2 separate regions of the Homo sapiens genome follow, and region 1 is linked to region 2. A link is an interaction called in ENCODE POLR2A ChIA-PET data of the cell type or tissue named here. Cell type or tissue: B cell. All regions are shown on one strand. Each heading gives the region's core, and the rest is flanking DNA. Links, peaks and the distances in the headings are about the cores only.

The links. Peaks named below come from ENCODE experiments on the same cell type or tissue, not always from the same donor. Only the 100,000 strongest peaks of a DNase experiment are listed, where the experiment ranks them.
Region 1: POLR2A ChIA-PET joins it to region 2 with 5 read pairs; 2 of 35 experiments call an interaction of 5 or more read pairs at or near these places.

What each region holds. Positions count from the first base shown.
Region 1 is chr15:90,568,553-90,573,932 of GRCh38, forward strand. The region is part of intron 2 of CRTC3 (CREB regulated transcription coactivator 3); the gene reads left to right. Among named protein-coding and RNA genes, the nearest start is that of CRTC3, 41 kb to the left of the region's middle. In B cell, for the core only: no CTCF peak of the experiment used is centred there; a DNase peak (open chromatin) is centred at 2,869; H3K4me3 peaks cover 387 bases; H3K27ac peaks cover 1,651 bases.
Region 2 is chr15:90,696,744-90,702,123 of GRCh38, forward strand. All of the region lies in intron 2 of CRTC3-AS1 (CRTC3 antisense RNA 1), which reads right to left. Among named protein-coding and RNA genes, the nearest start is that of CRTC3-AS1, 18 kb to the right of the region's middle. In B cell, for the core only: no CTCF peak of the experiment used is centred there; no DNase peak of the experiment used is centred there.

The DNA.
Region 1 (5,380 bases), core at 138-5,137, 130 kb before region 2:
ATTGGCCAGGCTGGTCTTGAACTCCTGGCCTTAAGTGTTCCACCTGCCTTGGCCTCTTAAAGTGCTGGGATTACAGACCTATTGACTCCAATTTTGAAACAAGTTCTATTGTGGGTAAAAGTGTTACCCAGCAGCATCACATGGTACAGAGAAATCTTTTGTGAAAGGAAGTTGATACAGCCAACTTCGTTGTTGTCATATTTTAAGAAATTTCCACAGCCACCCCAACGTTCAGCAACCACCACTGATCAATCAGTGGCCTTCAACATCGAGGCAAGACCCTCTACTAGGAAAAAGATTACAACTCACTGAAGGCTCAAATGATCCTTAGCATTTTTTAGCAATAAAGTATTTTTAAATTAAAGTGTATATATTTTTCATGCATAATGCTATTGCACACTTAATAGACTACAGTATGGTGTAAACAAGTATAACGAAACTTTTTTTTTTTTTTTAAAGAGACAGAGTTTCTCCCGGTCACCCAGGCGAGAGTGCAGTGGTGCAATCATAGCTCACTGTAGCCTTGAACTCCTGGGCTCAAGCAGTCTTCCCATTCCAGCCTCCTGAGTAGCTGGAACTACAGGCATATGCCACCATGCCCAGCTAATAATTTTCATTTGAAAAATTTTTTTGTAGAGATAGAGTTTTTCTTTTTGGCCCAGGCTGGTCTCAAACTCCTGGCTTTAAGCCGTCTTCCTGCCTTGGCCTCCCAAAGTGCTAGGATTATAGGCATGAGCCACCATACATGGCCTGTAAACAAAACCTTTTTTTTTTTTTTTTTCTTGAGATGGAATTTTGCTCTTGTTGCCCAGGCCGAAGTGCAGTGGTGTGATCTTGACTCCCTGCAGCCTCTGCCTCCCTGGTTCAAACGATTCTCCTGCCACAGCCTCCCAAGTAGCTGAGATCACAGGCATGCGCCACCACACCTGGCTAATTTTGTATTTTTAGTAGAGATGGGGTTTCACCATGTTGGCCAGGCTGGTCTCAAACTCCTGAGACATATACCTGTTGTAAATTGGTATACGTCTTTTTTGCTTTTTGTTTTAGAAACAGGATCTTGCTCTGTCACCCAGGCTGGAGTGCATAGGTGTGATCATAGCTCACTGCAACCTCAAATTTCAAGATTCAAGCAATCCTCCCATCTTAGCTTCTGAAGTAGCTGGGATTGTAGGTTCACCCCGCCATGCCTGGCTAATTTTTTATTTTTTGTAGAGACAGAGTCTCACTATATTGCCTAGGCTGACATCTTTTCAAAAACAGTTTTGGAATATATATAAAGGATGTTAAGATAGTAATATTATTTGACAGATTCTACTTTGGGGACACTATCCTAAGAAAGTAATTTAATATCTGAAAAGAAAACCTGTAGCCTGATAATGTTGTAATATTATTTATTATAGTGAGTAATTGATTTCAGTAAAATATGATCTATCAGCTCAGTGCAGTTTGAAATTATGAATGTAAAGACTTCAGCTACATGAAAAAATATATTACTATGTTGAACAAAATACTTAAAAAGGAATACAATTATATGGACTGATGGTTATAGGAGTATATGAAGTTTTCACACAGTTGCTAGGACATAACTTGTTTGTCTTTAGTGTCTTTTTGACATTGCCAAAAGCTTCTGACACTACTTTTTTAAAAATGTGGCTTAAAAAATTGTCAAGTAATGAGCAAAACAGAGACTCTACTTCTGTGCCTTAGTCTCATTGCCAGTTGCCAGCCTCTGATTTCAGGTGGGTGTGAGGGATGGAGGGACAATGAGGGATGAGGCAGGGCTCGGAGATGGTCTAAGAAGTCACTTGTATCTCATGTGGGTTTCTTCTCTCAAATTCTTGAGTTTCTCTTTATAGACCCTCATTAGAAAAGTCGGTTATGTGGGCATCAGTATGAGCCCTTACTCTTGACTCCACCACTGTTAGGGACATCCTCAGTGAAATCCCTGACAATTTCTTCAGTAATACATATGTTATATAACACTCCTTTATAATGATTTTTTTGGGGAAAGAATAGTAATTCTTTAGATGCTAACCCAGCCGGCTGTAAACAAATCATGGTTCTTTAAAAACCATGGCTCACACCTGTAATCCCAGCACTTTGGGAGGCTGAGGCAGGTGAATTACCTGAGGTCCGGATAACAGTAATGCATCCTCATAAGAGTTCAAGCCAGTAATTAATGAAATACAAAGCCAAAGTCCCCAGAAATGAGAGATGGTTTGTGATGAGAGAGGATCTGGGGTGTCTGTGGTCTGTTACACACATTACTTGATGATAAAAACAGTGATCTTTACTTTGGCTTACAAAAGGCTCGTGCTTCAGCAGAGTGCAGCAAAATGTTCCCTGACCAAAACGACTGTGTCTGAAGGGCACAGCTTGGGGGAATACAGCTATGAAAAAAACTACACGAGGAACAAAAACATTGGATGAAAATAGTGGTTGTATTTGGAAGGTAGAATTATAATCCTCCCCTTTTCTACGTTCCTAAATTGTCCATAATGTGGTTATATTTTTTTAATAATAAAAGTCCAATTTAACAAATATTTATTGGACACTGCGTGTCAGACACAATGCTTGATGCTGGAGATACAATGACCCAGACAGGCACAGTCACTGCTTGGCGGAACTTCAGTCCAGTGGGAGAGGCAGATGATTTTACAAGTCATTGTGACACCATGTGACAAACCCACAATAGAGGAGTTCAGAGAGTGGCTGGATTGTGTCCGAGTGGTGCCTAACCCAAACGGGTTGGGAGGAGGTCCCAGGAAAGGCTTCCTGGAGGAAGAGGTGACTAAGCTGGGACCTGAGGGCTATATAACTGAAGATTGGAGTGAGGAGTGTTCTAAGCAAAAGAAGCTGCATTTGGCAAAGCTTGGAGGAACTGAAAGTTTGGTGACACTGGAGCATAGATTGAGCATGAGAAGGGAGTGGTGAGAGATGAGGCTGGAGCTTGAAGTAGGAACCAGATCACAAAGGACTTTGCTTTCTTATTAAGGAATTTGGATTTTGTCCTAAGGCGGTGTAAAGCTATTGGAAGGATATTCATTTGCTTGCCTGCTTGCTCACTTATTTATTCTTCCAAATTTGTTGTAGAAACTCAAATAATATGGAAGCATGAAACATGAAAAGTAAAAGTCTCCCCTTCTCTACTTCACACCCTCCCCCCAGTTCTAATCCCCATGGTACCTATTGCTAAGTGTTTCATCTGCACCCTTTCTGCAGTTTTCTGGGAAGTATATGCAAGCGTGTGTGTGTATATACATATTTTCTTTCTACACAAATGGAATCATGCTATACTGAATAACTCCCATCTTAAAAGCAAAACTTGACTGGGTGCAGTGGCTCACACCTGTAATCCCAGCACTTTGGGAGGCCGAGGCAGGTGGATTACCTGAGGTCAGGAGTTCAAGACCAGCCTGGCCAACATGGTGAAATCCCATCTCTACTGAAAATACAAAAATTAGCTGGGCATGGTGGTGTGTGCCTGTAATCCCAGCTACTTGGGAGGCTGAGGCAGGAGAATTGCCTGAGCCCAAGAGGCGGAGGTTGCAGTGAGCCAAGATTGCGCCATCGTACTCCAGCGTGGCTGACAGAGCGAGATTCTTTCTCAAAAAAAAAAAAAAAAAAAAGGCAGAACTTGATACACCTTAGGTATCTTTCTATGTCAGTACCTAAAGATATATATTCTTTCTAATGACAGCAGCACAGCCATTTATGTAGCTATCCCATCATTTATATAACCAGTCTCTTATTGAGAGACAATTAGATTATGTCTAGTTTTTCACTATTACAGAGGAAAACTGCAGGGAACATTCTTGTTATGATATCGTGTTGGATATTTACATAAGGGTATTTGTGAGATATGTTCCTAGAAGTAAAATAGCTGGGTAAGAAGGGTTGTACATTTAAAATTAAGGTAGATATTACCGTATTATTCCCTGTTAAGGTGATATCAATTTCTACTCTCACCAACATATGAGTGTCTGTTCTTTCATATACTCTTCCCCACTGGATATATCCTTTTTTTGATTTCTATTTTTTGAGATGGAGTCTCACTCTGTCACCCAGGCTGGAGTGCAGTAGTGCAATCTTGGCTTACTGTAACTTCCACCTCCCGGGTTCAAGCAGTTCTCCTGCCTCAGCCTCCTGAGTAGCTGGGATTACAGCTGTGCGTCACCATACCCAGCTAATTTTTGTATTTTTAGTAGAGACGGGGTTTCACCATGTTGGCCAGGCTGGTCTTAAACTCCTGACCTCAGGTGATCTGCCCACCTTGGCCTCCCAAAGTGCTGGGATTACAGGCGTGAGCCACCATGCCCCGCCAATATATCCATTTTTTAAAAAAACTGTGGTTAAAAAACACATAACTTAAAACTTAACATCTTGATTTATTTTTAAGTTTACAGTTCATTAGTGTTAAGTATATTCACATTGTTGTGTAAAACAGATCTCCAGAACTTTTTCATCTTGCAAAGCAGAAACTCTGTACCTATTAACAACTCCCCATGCCACCTCCCACTAGCTCCTGAATCACCATTCTACTTTCTGTTTCTATGAATTTAACTATTCTAGGTGTCTCGTACAAGTTAAATTACACACTATTTGTCTTTTTGTACCAGCTTATTTCACTTAGCATAATGGGTAGAAACAAGTCACAGGTGTTGCCTCTACTCAAGGGCGGGGATTCCACAAAGGCGTGAACACCAGGAGGTGGACATCATTGTGGGATACCTTGGAGTCTGTCTACCGTAATCTTCCTTGTATATTCCAAATATTTTCTCCATCTAGTAGTTTTTGTTTGGGAGTTTTATGCTCTAATTTGTATGAGTTAAATGTGTTGGTCTTTCTGTGACTGCTGTGTTACAATTTCTAGTATGTTTAGAGTGGCCTTAATCATGCCAAGATTTCTTAAACATTCACCCGTTTTTCATCCATATTGTATTCTAATGCTATTATTACTTTGGAATTTATTTTGATGTGAGATTTGAGAGAGGGTTCCCATTTTTTTTTTCCTCTGTAGCTAATCTATTGTCTCAATTCTTGAATAATTTCTTTTTTACATAGCTTGTTCTGTTTTTTACTGTTTTTTTTCCCATTGATATGGCTACCTATTCCTCTGTCCATTTCCACATCAGTATATTATTGTAACTTTGTAATATGTTCTTTGATTTTACTTTTAGTTATGTTTTTAGGCAGATACATATGAACATACATTCATGTGGTCTAAGATTAAAGATAAGCAAAAAGTGCAGTGAACAGTATCCTCTCCATCTCTGTCCTAGCCACCCAGTTCACTCCCCACAGGTGCAACCACTGTTGTCACGTTTATTTATTCCTTCAGGAATATTTTATGTATGTATCAGCAAATGTGAATATATAG
Region 2 (5,380 bases), core at 92-5,091:
AAATGTCTTTAAGGATAGTAAGGGTTCATTCAGGTGGGCAGTAATTGCAACAGTTGCAAACCCAAGTATTAGTCAGGGTCCTGGCGGAAAAGAGTTGGCAAACGCAAGAGAGAATTTTTTTTTTTTTTTTTTTTATGAGACGGAGTCTCGCTCTGCCACCCAGGCTGGAGTGCAGTGGCGCAATCTCGGCTCACTGCAACCTCTGCCTCCCGGGTTCACGCCAATTCTCCTGCCTCAGCCTCCCGAGTAGCTGGGACTACAAAAATTTTTTGTATTTTTAGTAGAGACAGGATTTCACCGTGTTAGCCAGGATGGTCTTGATCTCCTGACCTCGTGATCCGCCTGCCTCGGCCTCCCAAAGTGCTGGGATTACAGGTGTGAGCCACTGCGCCCAGCCAAAAGAGGATATTTAAGAGATGCTAATGAAGCAATTACTTACTAAAGTATAGGTAGGGTTCAGGGAACCACAAAGAATGAAACTAGCAACAGAAGGAAACCACCACCACACTTTTTAGTTGAGAGGGCAAAAGGAAGGAGAGGTTCTTGAAATCTGATGTATAGCTACAGCACAAAAGCCACCTGACAGGGGTTATGACCTTGGGCAAAGGATGCAGCCACCAGTGAACCAGGACCTGGCTCTGTACTCCCACCCTTTGATCTGTTGATACATGTCACAGGCCAAACCCAGCCTCCTGATTGACAGAGAGAAATGAGTCTGAAGGACCAATCAGAAAAAGATCTAGTACATCCAACTTCAATTTGGCTTTAAAAAGTTAGGGCATTTTGGCTGGGCATGGTGGCTCATGACTGTCATCCCAGAGCTTCGGGAGGCTGAGGTGGGAGGATGGTTTGAGACCCGGAGGTTGAGGCTGCAGTAAGCTATGATGGCACCACTGCACTCCAGGCTGGGTGACAGAGCACAACACCATCTCAAAAAAAAAAAAAAAAAAAAAGCCTCGCATGGTGGCTATCAAGTCTGTAATCCCAACACTTTAAAGAGGCCAAGGAAGGAGGATCACTTGAGTCTAGCATTTTGAGACCTGCCTGGGCAACACGGTGAAACCCCATCTCTACAAAAAATACAAAACTTAAAAAGAAAAAAAAAATCAAAAATTAGCCAGGCAACACATACGTGTGGTTCCAGCTACTCTGGAAGCTGACGTGTGAGGATCACATGAGCCTGGGGAGGTGGAGGCTGCAGTGAGCTCCAGCCTGGGTGACAGAGTGAGACCCTGTCTCAAAACAAAACAAAACACAACAAAACATACAAAATTAGTCGGGCTCCCCCTTGAGCCCAGGAGTTGAGGCTGGAGCAAGCCATGATGCGGCCACTGTACTCTATCCTGGGCAACAGAGTGAGACACTGTTTCTGAAAAAAAAAAAAAAAAGTTAGTCCGGGTGCAGTGGCTCACGCCTGTAATCCCAGCACTTTGGAAGGCCGAGGCGGGTGGATCATGAGGTAAAGAGATCGAGACCATCCTGGCTAACACAGAGAAACCCCGTCTCTACTAAAAATACAAAAAATTAGCCAGGTGTGGTGGCAGGCGCTGGTAGTTCCAGCTACTCAGGAGGCTGAGGCAGGAGAATGGCGTGAACCTGGGAGGTGGAGCTTGCAGTGAGCTGAGATCACGCCACTGCACTCCAGCCTGGGCGACAGAGTGAGACTCCATCTCAAAAAAAAAAAAAAAAAAAGTTAGGGCATTTTATTATTTCATTAAACAACATTTCCTGAAGTAGGGCAGCTAAGCCCCATGGTTGGTGGATTTGCTGACGTTGTGAAGGGCCCTCAGTCTTTCTGTCTTTCTCTTCATTCCATCCTGATCACAAGAAGGCTGCTGCAGCTCCAGATGCCACAGTCAGCCTCAGCAAGGATTAGCAAAAGAGAATGAGTCTTCCTGGGGGTCTCTTTTAAAGAATGAGGAAACTTCTTGGAAGCCTCCCCATGAAATCTGTCTCATGGGCCAGAACTGTATCACATGTCCATGCTGGGCCAATCCTCATCCAGGGAAAAGGTACCCAGCTAATCAAGATTTGCCCCTGAGCTGGGGAAGGTGTTGGTTGGCGGAGGGGAGCATAGATGTGCCTACAAAAACCAAGATTCTGCTAACGGAAAAGAGGGAAGAAAGGCTTTGTGAAGGCAAAGGTGTATGAAAAAGACTGCAAGACAATTGTGAGGTTTTTAGTAGACTGGAGGTAGAATAAAGATGTTGGAGGCTGGGCACAGAGGCTCGTGTCTGTAGTCCCAACACTTTGGGAGGCTGAGGTGGTAGGATTGCTTGAGGCCAGGAGTTCAGAGACCAGCCTGGGCAACATAGACTCCATCTCTACAAAAAAATACAAGCAGGCAGCCAGGCGCCGTGGCTCACACCTGTAATCCCAGCACTTTGGAAGGCCGAGGTGGGTGGATCATGAGGTCAGGAGATCGAGAACATCCTGGCTAACATGGTGAAACCCCATCTCTACTAAAAATACAAAAAATTAGCCGGGCGTGGTGGCGGGCGCCTGTAGTCCCAGCTACTCGGGAGGCTGAGGCAGGAGAATGGCGTGAACCCGGGAGGCCGAGCTTGCAGTGAGCCGAGATCGTGCCATTGCACTCCAGCCTGGGCCACAGAGCGAAACTCCGTCTCAAAAAAAAAAAAAAAAAAATACAAGCAGGCATGATGGCTCACACCTGTAATCCCAGCACTTTTGGAGGTGGGTGGATCACTTGAGGTCAGGAGCTTAAGACCAGCCTGGCCAACATGGCAAAACCCCGTCTCTACTAAAAATACAAAATTAGCCGGGCGTGGTGGCAGGCACCTGTAATCCCAGCTGTTCAGGAGGCTGAGGAAGGAGAATTGCTTGAATCTGGGAAGCACAGGTTGCAGTGAGCTGACATCGCGCCACTGCACCCCAGCCTGGGCAACAGAGGGAGACTCTGTCTCAAAAAAAAAAAAATTACCAGGATGGTGAAGTGCACCTCTAGTTCCAACTACTCAGGAGGCCGAAGTGGGAGGAAAGCTTGAGCCTGGGAGGTTGACGCTGCAGTGAGCTGTGACTGCGTCACTGCACTCCAGCCTGGGTGACAGAGCAGGACCCTATCTCCAAAAAAAAAAAAAAAAAAAAAAAAAAAAAAAAAAGATGCTGGGTTTACTGGGAGGCAAAGCATAAGGGTAATATGACCAGCAGAGATGAGTAAAATGTAATATTTACATATTCGACAGTTGATAGGAATTGCATTTTGGTTTTTAGAAGGAGTGCTGAGGTGGAGCAGCCCCATAAAGAGGGACACCAGGATGAAAACACAAGAAGCCTCTACCAAGACAGCTGTCCTGGCCACAGAACACAGGCTGGAGGCAAAGCAGGTATTTTCCAGCGTAAGAAGAATGATCACAGGCACTAGGGCGTTGTCTCCATTAGTCTGTGTTTGTATAATGAAGGTTGTTTTTTTTAATGGAAGAGTGAACTGCTTACTGTAATCAGGGATACCTAATGCTAGGACTCATTTAAGGGAAGAAAAAGCCTTTTAGATGTTAAGACCAAGGTAATCATTTGACATTGCTAGCTTGAGTTAGATGTAGTAGATGTTTTGTATCTGAAGTATATTTTAGTATTTACTGTCAGCTAAGGCCAGACATGTCCAAGAAGCTATGCATTTGTGAACTTGTGGTGAGCCCAGGGCCCTTGAAGATACCTACTTCTCTAGAAGAAAATGAGTGTCTCTTACTGATTTGTCATGTTCAAGTAATGGACTTGGAACAGACATAATTATGATTTATTTTAATAGCTTTGTGGCCCTTTTGTACACAAGAAGGAAGGTAGATTAAGAAATCTCTTTTGGCCAGCCACAGTGGCTCACGCATGTAGCCCAGCACTTTGGGAGGCCGAAGTGGGTGAATGACTTGAGGTCAGGAGTTCAAGACTAGCCTGGCCAACATGGAGAAACCCAGTGTCTACTAAAAATACAAAAATTAGCTGAGCATGGTGGCGTGCACTTGTAATCCCAGCTACTCAGGAGGCTGAAGCAGCAGAATTGCTTGAACCCAGGAGGCAGAGGTTGCAGTGAGCCAAGATACACCACTGTACTCCAGCCTGGGCGACAGAGTGAGACTCTGTCTCAAAAATAAATACATTAATTAATTAATTTCTCTCTTTTGAGGGCAGGGTATGGTGGCTCAAGCCTGTGATACCAGCATTTTGGGAGGTGGGAAGATTGCTTGAGCCCAAGAGTTCAGGACCAGCCTGGGCGACAAAATGAGACTGGGTCTCTATTAAAAAATAATTAAACATTAGCTGGGCATGGTGTTGCATGTCTGTAGTCCCAGCTACTCAGGAGGCTGAGGTGGGAGGATGGCTTGAGCCCTGGAGGTCAAGACTGCAGTGAGCCATAATGGCATCACTGTACTCCAGCATGGGTAACAGAGCAAGGCCCTGCCAAAAAAAAAAAAGAAGAAATCTCTTTTGAGGCCCTTTAATGAGGGGGAGACCAACAGAAGGCTGCTAACATATTGCATAAGAACACAATTTCCAGGAAACGTTCTGTTATTTAAATCACTCTTAAGAATTAGGAAGTCCAGGAGCTCTGGGCTGAAATTGCAGATTAAACATGCACATCTAGATCCATTCCCCCAAAAACCTACTATAGTAAAGTGACTGTATATATAGTAAAAACTACAATAAGTCTACAACAATGAGAACAGAACAGATGACAGCAGGTCAGGCGTGGTGGCTCACGCCTATAATCCCTGCACTTTGGAAGGCCAAACCGGGTGGATCACTTGAGCCCAGGAGTTCAAACCGGCCTGGCCAACACGTTGAAACCTTGTCTCTACTAAAAATGCCAAAAAAAAAGTAGCCAGGCATGGTGGCACACACTTATAATCCCAGCTACTTGGAAGGCTGAGACAGGAAAATTGCTTGAACCTGGGAGGCAGAGGTTGCAATGATCCGAGATTGCACCACTGCACTCCAGGCTGGGCCACAGAGGGAGACTGTCTCAAAAACAAACAAACAAAAACAAAAAAAAAAGAAAAAGAAAAAAAGATTAGCCAAGCTTGGTGGCACATGCCTGTGGTCCCAGCTACTCGGGAGGCTAAGATGGGAGGATCACTTGAGCCTGGGAGACGGAGGTTGCCGTGAGCCAAGATGATGCCACTGCACGCCAGCCTGGCAGGCAGAACAAAACCCTGTCTCAAAAAAGAAAAACAAACAAACAAACAAACAAAAAGAGAGAGAGAGACAACAGCAGCAAGCTTTTGGAACCTAGAAAGCAGAAGAGTGGTGACTGTCTTAGCTGACCTAAGAAGGAACCATTCTTGGGCCAGTAGTGGGCAGGGTTCTCCAGAGAAACAATAGGAGGCAATAAGGGGTGTGCGTGTGTGTGTGTGTGTGCGCGTGTGTG